Regions from separate parts of the Homo sapiens genome. Here region 1 is linked to region 2. A link is a loop called in an ENCODE intact Hi-C map of the cell type or tissue named here. Cell type or tissue: Panc1. All regions are shown on one strand. Each heading gives the region's core, and the rest is flanking DNA. Links, peaks and the distances in the headings are about the cores only.

Region 1 (4,400 bases), core at 144-4,143, 80 kb before region 2:
TTTTTATATTTTCTTCCCATAAATGTCTTCTCTTTGCTGGTATACCGATGAAATAAACTTCAACAGTATGTGTTTGTTGTCCCCTCTTTAGATTTTTTTTTTATTACTAGTAGGTATATTGTTGTACTCAGGCTGAGAGTAACCCGGAATTTTACATACAGCTCTGGTTAATCATTTCAAATAATCTATATGGAAGATTTTCTTAATTCACTTTTTAATGTCTTTGAGTGTACTCTAAACCATTATTGGTGTGTAGTATTTTAGCTTGAAGTAATCACATTAATTTAGCCAATGTCTATAAATTACATTTTATTTTCACTAACAAATCTTTAAATAAATAGAACAGCTGTTTTGCTTAGATGTTATAATAACAAGTGAGCTTTCTATTTTTTCCTACTAGTACTTTTTTTTTTTTTTTTTTGAGGTGGAGTCTCGCTGTGTTGCCTAGGTTGAAGTGCAGTGGCACAATCTTGGCTCACTACAATCTCCTCCTCCCAGGTTCAAGCGATTCTCATGCCTCACCCTCCCGTATAACTGGGGTTACAGGCATCCACCAACACGCCTGGCTAATTTTTGTATTTTTAGTAGAGACTGGGTTTCACCATGTTGGTCGGGCTGGTCTTGAACTCCTGACCGCAAGTGATCCTCCCACCTCATCCTCCCAAAGTGCTAGGATTATAGGCGTGAGCCACCATGCCCAGCCACTTTTAATTTTTTAATGCAATTTATTTCTCAAATCATTTTTTTCTGGTTATCTTTTAAAAGAGGCACTGTATAGGGAATGATGGCTGCTTTCTAAATCTTTGAAGCTCATGTGGGCTAATGATAAATGCCTCGCACAGGGCCAACCATAGTTTATGTGCAATACATTTAGGTGGAACTGTTTTCCATTTGTTGTTTTCTCTGTGTTTTTATAGGCATTGAAACACCCATATTTTCAAGTTGGTCAGGTATTAGGCCCTTCGTCAAATCATCTGGAATCAAAACAGTCTTTAAATAAGCAGCTGCAACCATTAGAATCAAAGCCATCTTTAGTTGAGGTAGAGCCTAAGCCTCTGCCGGATATAATCGATCAGGTTGTTGGACAACCCCAGCCAAAAACTAGCCAGCAGCCACTGCAGCCCATTCAGCCGCCACAGAACCTGAGCGTCCAGCAACCTCCAAAGCAACAGAGTCAGGAGAAACCGCCACAAACGCTATTCCCGAGCATCGTCAAAAACATGCCAACTGTGAGTAGCCAGTCATGACACTTGCAATGAAATAGTTTGACTCGTGCAATTAAGATTTTTTTCGAGGCATTTCTAATAATGTTGGAAAAGATATAAAAGATTTTTCTTTGTTAAAGACCCTGAGTCCTCTGGTTGGAGCTTGACATGAGATCACTTAAAATTCTAATATGGTTTATAAAAAGAAAAACTTTCAGGATAAAAGTAACCAAGTTTACATGCTACAGTCTTCAGTCTTTTTTCTTTTTCTTTTTTTGAGACGGAGGTTCGCTTTTGTTGCCTAGGCTGGAGTGCAGTGGCACGACCTTAGCTCACTGCAATCTCTGACTCCTGGGTTCAAGCGATTCTCCTGCCTCAGCCTCCCAAGTAGCTGGGATTACAGACGCCCACCACCACGCCTGGATATTTTTTTGTATTTTTAGTAGAGATGGGGTTTCACCATGTTGTCCAGGCTGGTCTTGAGTTCCTGACTGCAAGTGATACACCCGCCTTGGCCTCCCAAAGTTCTGGGATTACAGGCATGAGCCACTGCACCTGGGCTTTTCTTTTTTATTTCTTGAGACGGAGTTTCACTCTATTTGCCCAGGCTGGAGTGCAATGGCACGATCTTGGCTCACTGCAACCTCCACCTCCCAGGTTCAAGCAGTTCTCTTGCCTCAGCTTCCTGAGTGGCTGGGATTATAGGCACCCACCACCACACCCAGCTAATTTTTGTATTTTTAGTGGAGACCATGTTGGCCAGGCTGGTCTCGAACTCCTGACCTCAGATGATCCACCCATCTCGGCCTCCCAAAGTGCTGGGATTACAGGCGTGAGCCACCAAGCCCGGCCTAAAATTCTTTCAATGCAGAAGAATTCAAAGAAAGAATTTAAAAGAATCGGGTACTCCAGAGTACTGATCCTAAATCTTAAGAATTTTTAACAGTACTTTCATTTTACAGTGTTCTTAAATGCTAAGGAACATGGAGAGAATGGGTTTTTATTTATTATTATTATTATTATTATTTTGAGACAGAGTTTTGCTCTTGTTGCCCAGGCTGGAGTGCAATGGTGTGATCTCAGCTCACCACAACCTCCACCTCCCAGGTTCAAGCAATCCTCCTGCCTCAGCCTCCTGAGTAGCTCGGATTACAGGCATGTGCCACCATGCCCAGCTAATTTTGTATTTTTAGTAGAGATGGGGTTTCTCCATGTTGGTCCGGCTGGTCTTGAACTCCTGACCTCAGGTGATCCACCCTCCTTGGCCTCCCAAAGTGCTTGGATTACAGGCCTGAGCCACCGCACCTGGCCAGAATAGGTTTTTAAAGTGTCAGGCATAGTATAAAACTTTTTCTTCCATCTTTTGTTCAGCTCCAGGAGCTCTTCAGTTGCTGTAGTATTTTAGCTGTCCCACTGGGTATACACTCCCAAATGTGTTTGCATTATGGCATTTTAGGATGGAAATCGGTCTTATACAGCACTGTATCTATTTCCTTCCAGTCCCCAACTGCCCCACCAACCTAGATAAGCAAGGCCTCCTCGTCCCCCAATAGCACTAATCACATTCTAACATACTGTTAATTACTTCTTATGTTTATTGTTTATTTGTCTCTTCCTCTGGAATGCAGCAAGCTCAGTGAGGTCAGGAATGTTTGTGTGTTTATCAGTACAGCCTCAGCACCCCGACCAGTGCCTGCCACATGGTAGATTCTCAGTAGATATTTGTTCAGTGAATGAAGGAATGAATAATTGCCCACATGACTTGTAAACCACCTCTGGGGTCCTGGGGAGTCCACTTTTATCTTTGGAACAGTTCTGAATATTAGAAAGTTCTTCCTTAATACTGGGTAAAATCTGGTTTTCTAGCTTTTAATGAAGGCTAATCACTTTTCTAGAAAGGCAGCCTTTTAGATATTTGAAAATAGCCCTTATATTATCTGCCCTTTTCTCTAGAGAAACTTCTCCAATTCCCTTAAGGGCTCTGCATATAACACCATTCACCAATGACTGATAACTCTCAGTTCCTATTATGAATGTGTCTTTAAGTCCCCTCTCATCTTGCTTTCCACTTAGAATGAGGTTGCCAGAGCTAGAGGCAGACAGCAGGCAGGGAATATAGAGCAGGGCGAATCACCTCCGACATTCTAAACCATATGTGCACTCGTGCCACCAACGATGACAGTCCTCCCCATGACCCCTTGGAAGATGCATCAATTGTTGACTCATATTGTGAGGGAAGGAAAGGAAGTTAATATTTATTGAGTAGCTTCCAAGTGCCATGCATATGCGAGGGACGCTGTGTGCATTCTCTAAGTTAAAGAGAATAACCTAGCCCCCAGCCCCGCCACACACACATTTTTATATAGGTGAGTTCCAGAGCTGGGATTAAGTACTGTGTTAACTAAAATTTCTAAGTATACCTGTTTTTTCACAAATGCTTCTCCTAAATTGCATATTCTGTACCTCTGACTTGTGTATTTCATCTCTAGGATTCAAAAAGTTGCAAGATCTCTTACCTCTTCAATTTCTAATTATTTTTGAATCTGTATTTTTTCTTCTCAGTTTACCCATTCTGCCCAGCTTGTTGCCAGCTGTGTATTTGTTTAGTTGTCTGTTTTGCTCCTGAATCTTCATGATGAATAGAACGACCGTGAGATCTTGGGCAGGCTACTAGAACCTTTCTCTAGATTGACGTTGATCCATTTGTCAGTACTGTTGGTCAAGTTCTTCAACTATGTGCTGATCCCCTTTGCTGCCTTCACCCACTGGGCTGAAGTCCACATACACTACACTGAATGAATTCATTGTTTGCCTTTTATGAAAAAGTGTGGTCTATATGAGCTATCACTGTTTTTCCTTAGTGCTCACAAACATCCCCTTTAATAATTGATTTTAGAATCTTTGCCCTCATCCTCTACCAAACTTACTGATGTGGAGTTTGCAAAAATAAATCTTCTACTTTATTAAAAGTATTATATTTGCCCCTTTCCAGTCTTCTCAGCCATACCAGATTCTTGCATATCACTGATATTGTTCAGCAGTGTTCAGGATCAGTACCCTAAAATACAATTCAACAGAAGGGAGGCTCAAACTCAGCTAAGGGTAACCTTTTATTAACCCTACTCATCTGGAGCTTAACATTTTTTTTATTCTCTTTATTCTGGAGATTGTTGTGCCTGGCAGAGAAAGTAATAG
Region 2 (4,400 bases), core at 144-4,143:
ATAAAAGCAGTAGACCAGAAGTCAGGAAGGATATAGAAAAACCCCAATAACATCATCAACTAACAGGATCTAATATACATTTATAGAGTGCTCCACCCAACAACTGCAAGATACATATTCAAGTGTCCACAGAACATCTATCAGGAGAGATCATATCCTGGGCCATAAAACAAATCTCAACTAATTTAAAAGAATTGAAATCATACAGAATGTGTTCTCCAACAACAATGGAATCAAATTAGAAATCAGTAACAGAAAGATAAGAAAATCTCCAAACACTTGGAAACTAAACATTTTAAAATAATCTGTCGGTCAAAGAGAAAAATCCAGAAATTAAATTAAGGCTAGGCATGGTGGCTCTAAAAATTAAAAATCTAGAAATTAAATTAAGGCTAGGTAGGTGTGGTGGCTCATGCCTGTAATCCCAGAACTTTGGGAGGCCAAGGTGGTAGGATCGCTTGAGTCCGGGAGTTTAAGAGCAGCCTGGCCAACGTGGTAAAACCCTGTCTTTATAAGACACAAAAAAGCCAGGCGTGTTGGTATGTGCCTCTAGTCCCAGCCATTCAGGAGGATGAGGTGGGAGAATTGCCTGTCTCTAGGAGGCCAAGGCTGCAGTGAGCCAAGATCACGCCATTGCACTCCAGCCTGGGTGACCTTGCCCCCTCCCCTGCCGCCAAGAAAAGTGCATTATCCTGAATAAAATGAAAATACAACACATTAAAATATATAGCATTAGTAGCAATGAATAAACCAAAAGTGAAATTAACAATTCAATTTACAATAGCATCAAAAGGAATAAAACCCTCAGAAATAAATTTAATAAAATAAATACAAAATTTATAAACTGAAAACTAAAAAACACTGTGGAAAGAAATGAAAGAATACCTAAATAAATAAAAGGATATCCTTTGTTTGTGGATTGGAGGATTTCAAATTTTTCAGGTTATAATATTCCTCAAATTGATCTACAGATTCAATGCAATTCCTGTCAAATTCAAGCTGGACTCTGCAGAAATTGATAAACTGATATTAAAATTCATTAAAAATTCAAGGGACACAGTACAGCCAAAATAATCTTCAAAAAGAATAAAGTTGCAAGACTCACCTTTCCTTATTTCAAAACTTACTACAAACCTATAGTAATCAAGACTGTATTGTACTATTATAAGGATGGGCATATAAATCAATGGATTAGAATTGTGAATCCAGGGCCGGGCGCGGTGGCTCACGCCTGTAATCCTAGCACTTTGGGAGGCTGAGGCGGGTGGATCACCTGAGGTCAGGAGTAATAAACATTTTTTCAAAAAAGATAAAAGAGGCTCACCATCATTAGCCATCAGGAAATGCAAATCAAAATCACAATGAGCTACTAAGCCCCACCCACTGGAATGGCTATAATAAAAACAAAAAACCAGGTGTCAGCAAAGGTGTGGCAAAATTGGAACACTCACACACTGGTGGTGGAAATATAAAGGGTGTGATCGCTTTAGGACAGTATGGCAGTCCCTCAAAAGGTTGAACATAAGAGTAACCATCTGATTCCGCAATTTTACTTCTAGGTATATATGTACCCAAGAAAAATGAAAACATATGTTCATGCAAAAACTTGTAAATGAATGTTCAAAGCAACATTATTCTTACTAGCCAAGAAGAAACAAATATGCATCAGCTATAGAATGAACAAACTGTGTTATATCCATGCAATGAAATATTATTTGGCAATAAAAAGAAATGAAATACTGATATATGTTACAATATGAATAAACCCTTGCCAGGCACAGTGGCTCACACCTGTCATCCCAGCACTTTGGGAGGCCGAGGCAGGCGGATTACCTGAGGTCAGGAGTTTGAGACCAGCCTGGCCAACATGGCGAAACCCCGTCTCTACTAAAACTACAAAAATTAGCTGGGCATGGTGGCGGGTGCCTGTAATCCCAGCTACTTGGGAGGCTGAGGCAGGAGAATCGCTTGAACCCAGGAGGTAGAGGTTGCAGTGAGCCGAGACCGCACCATTGCACTCCAGCCTGGGCAACAAGAGCGAAACTCCATCTAAAACAACAACAACAACAAAAAACCAATATGGATGAACCCTGGAACAATATGTGAAGTGAAATCACAAAAGACCCCAAATGGAATGATTCCATTTCTATGAAATGTCTAGACTAGGCAAATCCTACACATACGGAAGACAGATCAGTGGTTGCATACACCTAGGGGTGTTTGGGAGGGAGAAATGGGGAATGACAGCTAAGGGGTCCAAGGTTTCTTCTTGGAGTGATTAAAATGTCCTAATATTGATTTTTGTGATAGTTGCACTCTGTGAATAGACTGAAAAACATTGAATTGTATGCTTTCGATGGGTGAATAGTATGTTGTATGAATTATGTCTCAAAGTATTACAAAAAACCAAACTGTGTTTGCTACTTGGGAGGCTGGGGCCAGAAGATTGTTTGAGGCCAGAAGTTTGAGACCAGCCTCAGCAACCATAACACAACCCTGTCTCTTTTAAATAGATAGATACACTACTACATACAAAAACAGTGGCATGTAGCAAAAGCAGTGCTAAAAACCTTAAGAGCACACATTTGAAATGAGGGAAAAACTCACATAATATAAGCTCCTGCCTCAAGAACCTAGTAAAAAAGCCAGGTGTGGTGGCTCACACCTGTAGTCCCAGCAACTCCGGAGGCCAAGGTGGGAGGATGGCTTTAGCCCAGGAGTTAAAGGCCAGCCTGAGCAACATAGCAAGACCATGTCTCTAAAAAATCCTAAAACAAACCAAAAAGAAAATAGAAAAAGAAGAGCAAAAGAAACCCCAAAGCAAGCAGAAGGAAAGAAGGAAATAAGGATGAGAGCAGAAAATGAAATTGAAAACAGAAGGAGTCAATGAAACAAAGAACTGATTCTTTGTTTTGTTTTGTTTTTGAGACACAGTTTCTCTCTGTTGCCCAGGCTGGAGTGCAGTGGCACAGTCTCGGCTCACCGCAACCTCCGCCTCTCGGGTTTGAGCGATTCTCCTGGCTCAGCCCCCCTAGTAGCTGGGATTACAGGCGCCTGCCACAATGCCCGGCTAATTTTTATATTTTTAGTAGAGACAGGATTTCACCAGGTTTTCCAGGTTGGTCTTGAACGTCTGACCTTAGGTGATCTGCCCACCTCGGCCTCCCAAAGTGCTGGGATTACAGGCATGAGCCACCGTGCCTGGCAGAACTGGTTCTTTGAAAAGATAATAAAACTGACAAAGCTCTAGGAAGACTGACAAAGAAAACAGAGAGGACACAAATTACCAATATCAGGAATGAAACAGGGGATGTCAAGTTGACCTTTCTTCAACTTGACAAAGAATATCTACGAAAACCCTACAGCTGGCATTATACTTAACAGTGAAAGACTGAATATTTTTCCCCTAAGATCATAACAAGGCAAAGATGTCTGTTCTCACTATTGTTATTCAACACAGTGCTGCATCTTCTAGTCAGTTAATAAGGCAAGAAAATGGGGAAAAATACAGATAGAAATAACACTATTTATATTTGCAGATAACATAATTGTCTACATAGAAACCCCCAACAAAACAACTCCTAGAATAAATGAATTCAGCAAGATAGCAGGATGTAAGATCACACAAAAATAAACTGTATTTCTATGTATTAGCAATGAATATGGGCACCAAAATTAAAAATATCACTTGTAGGCCAGGTGCAGTGGCTCATGCCTGTAATCCCAACACTTTGGGAGGCCAAAGTGGGCAGATCACGAGGTCAGGAGTTTGAGACCAGCCTAGCCAATATAGTGAAACCCCATCTCTACTAAAAGTACAAAAAAATTTGCCGGGCATGGTGGCAGGCACCTGTAATCCCAGCTACTTGGGAGGCTGAGGCAGGAGAATCGCTTGAACCCAAGGAGGCAGAGGTTGCGGTCAGCCGAGATGGCGTCACTGCACTCCAGCCCAGGCACCAGTGCAAGACTCCATCTCAAAAAAAAAAAAAAAAAAAAAAAAAATTACTTGTAATTCCCCCACCCCAAATACTTACAAATAAATCTAACACGTGCAAGATTTGTATGCTGAAAACTACACAACACTGATAAAAGAAATCAAAGATCTGGCTGGGCGCAGTAGCTAAGGCCTGTAATCCCAGCACTTTGGGAGGCCAAGGCGGGCGGATCACCTGAGGTCAGGAGTTTGAGACCAGCCTGGCCAACATGGCGAAACCCTGTCTCTTCTATAAATAAAAAAATTAGCCGGGCGTGGTGGTGTGTGCCTGTAATCCCAGCTACTCGGGAGGCTGAGGCAGGAGAATTGCGTGAATCCAGGAGGCAGTAGTTGCAGTGAGCTGAGGTCGCAAAATTGCACTCCAGCCTGGGTGACAAGAGCAAAACTGTCTAAAAAAATAAAAATA

Evidence for each region. Peaks named below come from ENCODE experiments on the same cell type or tissue, not always from the same donor. Only the 100,000 strongest peaks of a DNase experiment are listed, where the experiment ranks them.
Region 1: it touches region 2 in a loop (2.0-fold over the local background); 10 of 110 quality-filtered maps call a loop at or near these places.

What each region holds. Positions count from the first base shown.
Region 1 is chr6:10,792,827-10,797,226 of GRCh38, reverse strand. It overlaps MAK (male germ cell associated kinase), which reads left to right. Exons shown (of 15, transcript NM_001242957.3): 9 at 918-1,229. Among named protein-coding and RNA genes, the nearest start is that of MAK, 44 kb to the left of the region's middle. In Panc1, for the core only: no CTCF peak of the experiment used is centred there; no DNase peak of the experiment used is centred there.
Region 2 is chr6:10,712,714-10,717,113 of GRCh38, reverse strand. No RefSeq gene overlaps it. Among named protein-coding and RNA genes, the nearest start is that of TMEM14C, 8.2 kb to the left of the region's middle. In Panc1, for the core only: no CTCF peak of the experiment used is centred there; no DNase peak of the experiment used is centred there; H3K27ac peaks cover 494 bases.